2 separate regions of the Homo sapiens genome follow, and region 2 is linked to region 1. A link is a loop called in an ENCODE intact Hi-C map of the cell type or tissue named here. Cell type or tissue: B cell. All regions are shown on one strand. Each heading gives the region's core, and the rest is flanking DNA. Links, peaks and the distances in the headings are about the cores only.

Region 1 (5,387 bases), core at 104-5,103:
GAATGTTCTTATTATGATGGCAATATGGCTATTTATATAAGTTCACAAAAATTTCCTCTCTTTATAAGAGGATGCAATTGGAAACATTGGTTATATCATAGAGGCTTTGACTGGAATGTCATATTTGAAAATGTACATAAAATGCCTAGCTTTAAGTGTTCCCACCATTACAGTGAGTGAACAAAAAGTTGTCACTTTCTGGCAGGCCCAGGAACCTCAAGATATTAGATACTTCAGGCAAGGTCTGATCTGCTTTGGTTTGGCTTCCTAGTGTCAAGAGATTTTTAAAAGTCTAATTTGAGATTCCTTGTCAAAATTTCCAGCAAAGAAAATTTAAAAGGAAACTATGTGATTATGCATGCTGCACTTAGGTGAATAAATAGGCCAAGTTTAATGAAACTAAACTTAATTTGCAAACAAATTAGTCTTACTCTGATTATCTTTTATAGAAATGGTAGTGACTATAGAGAGAAAAATTACATTTTAGAAGAAAACTGTGTTACATCTGTTATTCAATTGTAGCCAAGTTCATTGCTTTCAAGTTTTTATTTTCTGCCTGTAGACTGAATTTGATTCTGAATTCTAGTTTCCTCTAATATCTGGCTATGATTCTCCAACTAAGAACAAAAACTACTCTGTTCATAAAGCCCATAAGGCCAACTTAATAAATTTCAAGAGGCAAAGCTCATGCCTGATGTATGGGCCACACAGAGAATTCACCAAAATGCCTGATGCCATAATCAGAAACATACAAACTGCAAACCAGGAGAAGTTGCTGACTTCATGCAGTGGAGAGCTTTTCCCAAGACTGTCAGAACAGGACTCCATGATATGAGACTTTTAACCCTCTTAATTTTCCCTTGTTTATGCCTATCTCTTTCAGTTGGCAGGATAATGCTGTAGTTAAACTTTGACAATCATTAGCTTCTACAGGTAACCTGCAAATTGCCCCTCCCTACTTTAACCAAGTCATGCAATGCTAGATAAAAGAATTGATGCGTACTGGCTAGATAGGGAGAAATCTGTGCAATTGCTAACATTTCTTGTTGTACAGGAAAAAAATATATGGGTAATTTTGAGACCCAATTACAAAAATTAACAAACAGGTTATTTGGTTAAAATGGGTCCACCCCTCATCTGGCTCATTCTTTGATCTATTCATTTTTAGTTGGTTTGATTTACTGGTACCCTAGCTAAGAAGCATATCTCAAAATCTTGATAGTATTCTCCAGATAGTCGTAATACTAGTCTCCCTGGTGCATTGTGTCCTCTAAAAAATTTTTAAATGTTTGCACAGCCCATCAGTCAAACATCAGATGGCCTCTCTTCTATTGGAATGACAAAAACTCAAGGAAATACATGATCATGAGTACATCATAACCTATGAATGATGTGTTGAGACCAGAAACCTTGAATGATAGTAACTGAGAGTAGTGCTAATGCCTTTAGTTTTGTTCACACTGTCACGTAGGTGAAAGCTCGACCAGAAGGGGGAAATTGTTTGACACTATGCAGCTGTAGACTAGCTGGCTGCCTCCATCCACTGGAACAGAGTCTCTGGGTTTCAAGAAAACGTGGCAGATAGGGATGTTTGGGAACTATCAGACAGGAATGACTTGCCTCGGGAGTGATTTGCTTTCTGAAGTTAGTGTTGCAGGTAAAACAGGGAGTGAATTGCCTCCTGAGGTTAGTGTTGCAGGTAAAACAGGGATGGAGGTTGTGGGTTCTCACACGCGCTTGCTCGGTAGTATGTGGTGCCTTGGCTCCAGGCAGATGACTAAGAGTTCAAGGGGTAAGTTTGCCCATGCTCTGCTACTGAGGTCCTGATTTGCTCTTGGGTGGTGTTTTCTCTCATGGTTGACAAGATTGAGGGTCCCACTCCCTCTCTAATCAAGCCATTCATATTACATTAATTAATTAATTAATTTTGAGACATGGCCTTGCTCTGTCACCTAGGAGTGCAGTGGTACAATCACAGCTCACTGCAGCCTTGACCTCCTGACCTCTTACCTCAGCCTCCTGAGTAGCTGGGGCAACTGGTGTGCAGCTGTGCTATGCCTGGCTAATTTTTGCATTTTTCATAGAGATGGGGTATTGCCATGTTGACCAGGCTGGTCTCAAACTCCTGGACTCGAGCAATTCTCCTGCCTTGGCCTCCCAAAGCATTGGGACCATGAGTATGAGCCACTGCACCTGGCTACCATTCCTATTTAATAAAGAAGGATAGCATTTTCACCGGAATTTTGCTCAGAATTGAACCACATGCTGAAATTCATTTTGGGCTGGGCTTAGGGCGTGTGCTCAAAATATGTTTTACTTTAGGATGGGTCCTGCTCTGGAGAACCCCACATCTTCCAGCATCATGATTCTAACTGTAGGAATGCCAACTTCAGAAATACTGAGAACATATTTTGATTTCTGGCTAAATGTCATGATAGTGAGGACTTGTGAGGAGTAAACCAAATAAGCCACAAGTAGAAAGCTTGATATACTTCACTCTTTCCTTGGCCTTGCCCTTATTAAGCAATTAAATATGTGTTTATACACCTAGTCTATCAACGGACAGTGGGGAGCAACTCCAGAAGCCTGGAGAAAAAAAATATTGTTCGACCATTATATTAACATGACTTATTGACATCAGTTATCTGTAATAAGGCATATGGGATTTTGTGAGGATTGAAGGAGAATTTTTTCTTGTTATCTTCTTTAATCCTGTATTTTCCCTTGTATTATGCAGTCCTTATTTATTAAAGACTGTAGGAAGAGACTATGAGGAAATGTCATTGTTGAGATGAAGGGGCAAGTGTGTATTTTATAGATGGTGATGTGGTAAAGGAGATCTACTCATAAATAAAAGCAGTATTTTATGAAAAGAAAGTCATAGCAGTGTGCTGGCAGGCAGACTCTACAGATGGGGAGGGGACTGGGAACTGGACCAAGGCTAAGTGGCAATCTGGTTGACAACAGAGAAGAGTCTGGGGGGAAGCAACTAGCTCTCGTAGTGGTTTATGACATCAGTCACCACCAGCAGGGGCTGCCAGCTGGTGCAATACCAGGGACCCAAGCAGGTGGGTGAAGCCAATAATGAGAAAGCATGCAGGAGACACTTGCAAATTCAGACCACAGGCTGGCAGCTCTTGGGTAGTGAAGCCTGGCCACTGGGCTGATATTCAGAACAAGAATTTAGAAGGTAGAATTAACACCTGAAACTGAAGCATGTGGAAGCATTTGGCGAAAGAATTGCTGTTTGAAAAGAGGCTAAACTGCAGCTGGAAACTTGGCATGGAAGCCCAAAAGCCCTGGGTCTCAAGTCTGTGTAACGTGGAGGTGGGCTGAGATGATTTCAACACCTTCTGCTTCAAATTCCCATTTGCTGGTAACTAGGAAGGCTGTGCTATGGGAAGGTTGAAGAGGACAGCTGCAGGTGACAAGAGGTGGGGCCAGTACGGATTATGGTGGAAATCTATGTTTACCATTAAACAGAGGCTGGAACTAGTTAACTCTGAGGAAAAGTCAGGAAGTAACCACACACTTAGTCTGCATAGTTGTTGCGTTCAGATTGTTTTGGAGTGAACATAAGGCACCAAGATTTAGTGAATGAAAGATGAGACAAAGAGTCAAAATGCTGGAACTTAACAGACTCATTTCTATCAGTGGTCTTGGCATGGACAAGGCACTGAATCTCTCTAAGAGGCAGTGTCATTATCTATAAAAGTGTATCTGCCTTGTTGTCCTCAATTCCCCAAACATTAATCTGTGCCAAATGTGATGCTAGGGACAAAGATGAGGAATGAGTGGCCCCTACCTTGGGGAGGCCACAGTCTTCCAGTCTCCCAAGAGACAGCAGGAGAAATAGAAAAGGATGAGGCATTGACACGTACTGTGTTCCAGACTCGGTGCTTCACACATGTGATCTCATTTAAATATTTTATAAAGTGATCGGGCAGGTATTATTATTTCCTCTCTCAAGGATGAAGCGATGAAGGCTCAAAGAAGGATTCCAAGGTCATCATTTGGGTAAATGGGGAAGCCATGTCTTGAGCCCAGGTATGTCATCCCTTAAATCCCAGGATTTTCCCAACATCCCCCACTGTTCAGGAGAGAGAGAGATGGGTAAAAAACTCACCTTATATGTTTGAAGGCCAGCATCGATTGGAACCCAGGGAGGAGGCAGAAATGTTTTTTCTGAGTTTAAAAAATGTTGACATATGGGGGAAGATGAAAAAGGGCATTTAGGAAATTCAGGTAGTATGATTTGTGTGACAGTGGATTTTCTTCAGCTGCAGACAGAATCTGAGGGTGTGAAATTGCAAAGGTAACCTTCTCATCCTATATAGCCTTTCCCACTAAGGAGTCTGGGCACATGCAAGCTGTGTGCAAAAGCATCATCTATCCCTGGGGAGATGAAAGGGTGGCCTTAATGGGACAGGAGGAAAATCAATAATGTATCACTTTGGAGCAAGGAGCTGGGTGACCAAGCACAAAATGTCAGCAGCCTGACAAGGCAAAGGCAGCCTTGGCCTGGGGCAACTGATATTGATTGTAATAAGCCCAAAACAATTAGCTTATGAATCTGCCTCCCAACTACTTTGCGTTCCTTCTCAAAATACGTACTTTTAGATCCACAATGAACCATTGCCCCCTGGAAGGCTGGTTCTGCTATTTGGAAGGACATGAAGAGTCATGCCACATGGCTGTTAGCTCCTCATCACACAGGGTTTGGCAAAAGGAAGAAGGGGTTTTAGAATGTCTGAGGCCTACAGGATCACAGGCAGGGTCATACAAATGACAAACAACATTGTACTGGCATTGAACTTAAATTCTAGAGTCCTGAGTGTTAGTTCTAGAGAAGTCATTAATTTGACGTGTAACTTTGAGAAAGTCACTTTACCTCTCTGGGCCTGTTTCCTTGCCTTTAAAATGAAAGGAATAAGCTAAAAATGTTCTTTATATGGCTTGTTTTGGTAGATGCATACTTTTGGGGTGTGTTTGTGTGTCTGCGTTTGCATGTGTGTTCTCTCTGAGGGATCACAACTAAGAATCGTTGACTCTATCCCTCCTTGGCTCATAGAATGTCCCTTGCACAATTTTGTGCGTAGGAATGTGCTGGATGCCTGAGATACAATATACACGTGATAGTTAATGTTATGTGCCAATTTGGTTGGGTAACAAGTGCACAGATATTTGGTCAAACATTATTCTAAGTGTGTCTGTGAGGGTGTTTCTGGATGAGATTAGCACTGGAATCAGTAGACTGAGTGAAGTAGATGGGCTCCCTGTGTGGGTGGGCCACATCCAATCACTTTAAGTCCTGATGAGAACATAAAAGTTGACCCCTTTTTGAGTAAAAGGGAACTCCTACTTGACTGCCTTCTGGCTGGGACGTT
Region 2 (5,387 bases), core at 96-5,095, 150 kb after region 1:
CATTTCTTTGAAGAATTGTAACTGGAGATAGAACATGGCTTTATCAGTACGAGCCAGATGAGAAAGCACAATGAAAGCAATGGCTACCAAGCGGTGGAAGTGATCCAGTCAAAAGCTGACCAGTCAAGAGCAAAGCTTATAGCAAAAGTTTTGGGGGATGCTCGAGGCATTTTGCTTGTTGACTTTCTGGTGGGACAAAGAATGACAACATCTGCTTATTATGAGAGTGCTTTGAGAAGCCAGCCAAAGCTTTAGCAGAAAAATGCCCAGGAAAGTTTACTAGAGAGTCCTTCTTCACCACAACAATATTCCTGCTTGTTTCTCTCATCAAACAAGGACAATTTTGTGAAAGTTTCAACGGAAAATCATTAGGCATCCCACTTTCAGTTCTGATTTGGTTCCTTCTGACTTCTTTTTGTTTCCTAACCTTAGAAAATCTTTAAAGGGCACCCATTTTTCTCCAGTTAATAATGTAAAAAATACTGCATTGATGTGATTAAATTCCCAGGGCCCTCAGTTCTCTAGGGGTGGACTAAATGGCTGGTATCATCACTTACAATTATGTCTTGAATTTGATAGAATTTATGTTGAGAAATAAAGATCGTATACTTTATATTTATCTTTTAATTCCATTTTCCATGAACTTTTTCAAGTTCTCTCATATATATATATACATGTGTATATGTGACTACACATATATATAACTTTATATATATGTATGTATGTATAACTATTGTATTAAAACACAAGCAAAAAGCCATACATATAAGAATAAAGTCATAACAATCAGGTGAACAGAGTGCAGTTGTCAAGGCTTTTGGGAACAGGGTTGGGGTCATAGAGTTAGTGGCAGGGAAGGGAGCAAGGGGGAGAGAGGGGTGTTTAAAGTGTCTTAATATTTTGACAAGGCAAAGGTGACTTAATAAAACATAATTTTTTTTTCCGGGAAGTACAAAGAACCAAAATACAGTTTGTATAACTTTATTCTAAAAATGAATTTCTTTCTACTTTAACTTCTATAACAATGACAGTAGTTTTGATACGACAGACATCTTACATCAGGGACAATATGTTAGGGGAAGGATAGTACTGTGCCATGCAGAGAATATGGGCTTGGGGTCTGGGAGCTTGGGTTTGGGTCCTGACTCTGCCTTTCCAGCTGTGTGGCCCTAGGCAGGTTCCTCACATGTAACACGGGGTGGTTGTGAGGATTGAATGAGAGATGTGTGGTAAGGCAGCCAGCACACCACTTAGCACAGAAAACTTCCCACTTAGTCACAATCTTCCTCTGGTCTCAAAGACTTCGCCCACACTGTCTCTATACCCTTTTGCTTCCATCCATAAGCTTCTAACAACTTCTTGGCATTGGTTTAGTCTCACAATGGACTGTCAGATTGGTTGTATATGTAATTTGTACATTTTTTTCTGTCCTTGTGTTTTATTTCCTTGACATCCATTTCAACTTACAAGCCCCATTGTATTTAAACTTGTTCAATAGATAAAAATCATTTATTTATTCAGTTTTTACTCTGTGTAAGACACTGTGGGAGATAAAAGATGGATTAAATATAAACTAACTCTGCCTTCAATGAGCTATTAGTACAGACCATTGTGTCCTCATTGGGCCACTTTACAGGGATAAAACCTATCTGAATGCTCTAAAGATTCAGGGGAGGGAGACATCATTTCTGAACCATTAATCATAAAGAGGCTTCAGAGTCCAGACCATAGATGAGTGGGTCTGGAAGATTAGGTAAACAGGAGTATCAGATATTGCAGCTGAATTTTTTTAAAGTTTCAATGATAATTAACATGAGACATGTTTAGAGAATATTCAAGGTCCACCATGGCCAGAATCTAGGATCCATATACGAGGATAGTGGGAGATGTGCTAGGAGCCACAAATGTGGCAAGAGAATGAGCTGTTTTCTATAGGTGAGTGGAAAGCTTATATGATGAGATTTTTCTTTACAACAATCAATTTACCCTTAGCAGGCAATTTGGGTTGAAAAGGGAAGCTCCAGGAGGGGTGGAAAGTATTTGGAAGACTACGCTAATAGTCTGGGATTACAGCAACAGGAGCTGAACTGGGGCACTAGGGTGAAATGGAAAGGAAACAGAGGGATGGAGAATCCCAGACATCACTCAGGATGAACCAACAGAACTTGGCAACTGATTCATTTTGTAGAGCATGTATTTGTATCATCTGTGTAAGGGCACCCATTAACTTCCCCAGCAAAAGTCCCTTTAGCCTAGCCTGTGATTACTGACAGGGCCTCAATTCAAGTCATCCTCTTCTCTCTCCACCAATATAATTGCATGTAATTAAAACTTGATGTAACGTGGTTAGCCCAGAGCAGATGGGTTATTTCCCTGCCACCAGCATGACATCAGAATTTGGTTATGATAGTTTGGAACTCCCCACAAAGGAATCAGGTTAAACATTCTGAACAATGGCATTGTTCCCTTGAGCCAGGAGACTACAGTCTCCTGTGTAGGAGAGCGTTTGAATTGGTAGGCATGTTGTTGGGGGGTGTGTATGTGTGTGTGTGTGTGTGTGTGTGTATGTGTAAAGGAAAGTTCAGTCACTTTTCTCAGGGGCAGGATAGAGCCAGTGCTCCAGCCTGGTACTTTCAGACATGGTTCCATGACAATTCCAATAGAAAGCAGCCTCTTTTCACTGCTTTTGAGCTCTCTCCCCAAGAGGCAAGATCCTTTCTGGATCAAGTTAACACTGGAAAGGAGGCTTTGGAAATAGGGCAAGAAGAGTAGTGAGAGAGAGGAAAAAAGGAGGAGAATAGAGGCTAAGGCAGGCAGGAGGAGGGATAGAGAACTAGAGAGGAAGAGATGAAAGGAAAAAGAGAAGAGGGAGAGAGCACAGAGGTGGGAAAGGCAGAAAATGCCGGCTTGATCGGTAGAGGAACTGATACAGGCTTGAAGTGGAGAGAAGCTGCCCAGGAAATGCCTGAGACCTTATGAATGACAAGTGGTCACAGTCTACCACCTCTGCTCATGTGATCTCACCCCCTTGCTTTTATTTTTATTTCTTCACCCTGACTGCTTTGATCTCTTCTTATTTCTCCCTCTTTCCCCATGCATTTTTCTTGTCTTATCTTCCTCCTTACCCATGATTTAGTCCTAGAAAATCCAGGCTCTTTCTGCTTGGTCTATGACTTGAGGTTTGGGCTAAAATTGCTGCTGAATACTGAGCCAATGACTGAGCCCAAAGAAACCTCCAAGTCCTAGTCTCCCTCCCTCCTCACCACATTGACCTTCTCCAAAGGCTGACTCTGCTCTGTGCAGCTTGAGTCACGTGGCTCAGAGGTAACCTTCCTGTCAGCAGAGCTGCCTTGGCCTTACCAAGTGTACACATGTGCACTCTCACCTGTCTCTGACGTCCAGGCAGCCCTAGGCATGGCTTTTCCCTTAGACATTCCAATATAGTCTCCCTTATTTCTATACCTTCTTCTGATATAGGGACTAATGCTCACAGTCTTTCAGGAAAAATAAATTGTTCTGCCACCTTCATGGATCAGGCCAGTGGGCAGAAGTTACGTGCCTCAGCCAGTGATGCCTGGGCTAGTGAGCAGCAGACTTGCAGACAGAGCATGTTCATCAATTTCATGTTCATTGCTAAGCCCATGTTTGTCCCACATAAAACGGACTCTTGTCAGATAATGTTAATGGGAGTGGGAGATAGGGAGGTTCATCCCAAGGAGAGCATGTGCTTTACTAATGGAAGCACCAATATACGCATGGCATGCATTTCTCTATTGGCCCATTCATTTGTCAAATAAACATCTACTGAGTATCTACCATGCACCAAAATATGTGTCGGACACACTGAATATAAAAATCAATTGACAGAGTTCCCCGCCTTCAAGAAATAACACAGTTTTATAGGATAGGCAGATGTGAAAACAAATTATTAAAACACAGTGGAGAAGAAAAGTGATGAATTATGAAGGCTAGATGATAGGTTAGCTCTTAGAGAAAGAGTGGCTTATTGCCTAGCATGAAGAAAGTGGACTCCAGGCAGAGAACATAACCTATAACATACCAGAAGATACAAGAGCCTGGGCTATTTACACGTGAAGGACAAACTTATTGTGGTTCTATCACAAGGGTATGTGTGTGGTTGATGGAAAATGTGTGTGGTTGATGGAGAAGAGGATAGAAATCTAGATAGGAACCAAGTTATGAAAGGCCTTGTATGCCGAATTCATTTGGGATTTGTACTGGAGACAATGGGTGTCACTGAAGAATTATGAAATATTAGATGATCACATAAGAAATCTCAAATCTGGAAATCACAACAGTCCAAGCAATGGAAATAGAAAATAAAGTAAGTTAGAGCATGAGTTGGTGATCTTTTTCTGTAAAGAGTCAGATAGTAAATATTCTAGGCTTCTTAGACCATTTGTTCCCTGTTATGACTATTCATCTCTGCCATTGTAGCATGAAGACAGCCAGAAGTAAGACATTTTTAAAAAGTGAGCATAGTTGTGTTCCAATAAAATTTTATTTATGAAAGCAGAGTGCAGGCTGGATTTGGTTTAAAGACCATAGTTTGCTGACTCCTGAGTAAGAAGAATGTGTAAGAATAGAAAAAAAAAAAAAGACTTATAGGTGTTTCCTTGTGCTGGTGAAGATGGCAGTACAGTGATTGAAGTTCTCCCCTGCACTAGGATGTGAGGTTATGCTATCATTTCATATGTAAGCCTGCCTTGCCAGGGCGAAAGGAACACATTTACTAGTGTTATGATCAAAGTTCCATGACCATGAAGCAGTCTGAAAACAATGGGCTGGAGTTGATTCAGGAAATAATTGAACTCATCAGCCAAAGCAATGGGACCAGCAACATGGTCTGCCCACAGAAAGAAACAAACTCAGATGAAAAACTGAGTTTCTAAAGAAGAGAGTTAAGGCTGCCACTCAATGACTGGGTCTTTTGCAAGCATTCGGAATGATATTTCTATACAGCCATGGTTTCTGAAAAGCATCTTTTTTGTTAAATTATTTTTTGTCTTTATTATAGAGATGGGGTTTTGTCGTGTTGCCCAGGTTGGTCTCAAACTCCTGGGCTCATGCAATCCACCCTCTTCAGCCTCCCAAAGTGATGGGATCACAGGCATGAGCCACCTCACCCAGCCTGAAAAGCACATCCCATAGTGCAGAGGAAACAGGAGGCAGGGCAATGTCTTATGTGTGCCTTATAGCTAGTCATAGCTTTTCACTGTAGCAGCAATCCCAGGTCACCAGAGCATCACTTTGCCAATACAAGTCCTGGGACTTTCAAGGCTGTTGATATCCCCAGGGCTGTCTGAGTGAGGCCAGCCCCATTGCTGGTGGGGACAGACTTCCGAGACCTATTGCTGTCCAGCTAG

The links. A loop is a pair of places that touch in the nucleus more often than their neighbours do. Peaks named below come from ENCODE experiments on the same cell type or tissue, not always from the same donor. Only the 100,000 strongest peaks of a DNase experiment are listed, where the experiment ranks them.
Region 2: it touches region 1 in a loop (8-fold over the local background); 1 of 110 quality-filtered maps calls a loop at or near these places.

Annotation. Positions count from the first base shown.
Region 1 is chr1:221,937,454-221,942,840 of GRCh38, reverse strand. All of the region lies in intron 1 of LINC02257 (long intergenic non-protein coding RNA 2257), which reads left to right. Among named protein-coding and RNA genes, the nearest start is that of LINC02474, 26 kb to the left of the region's middle. RefSeq lists an enhancer at 3,172-3,351. In B cell, for the core only: a CTCF peak has its summit at 3,062 (motif pointing right); a DNase peak (open chromatin) is centred at 3,060; H3K27ac peaks cover 369 bases.
Region 2 is chr1:221,791,430-221,796,816 of GRCh38, reverse strand. No RefSeq gene overlaps it. Among named protein-coding and RNA genes, the nearest start is that of LINC01655, 47 kb to the left of the region's middle. In B cell, for the core only: no CTCF peak of the experiment used is centred there; DNase peaks (open chromatin) are centred at 2,346 and 2,966; H3K4me3 peaks cover 855 bases; H3K27ac peaks cover 2,325 bases.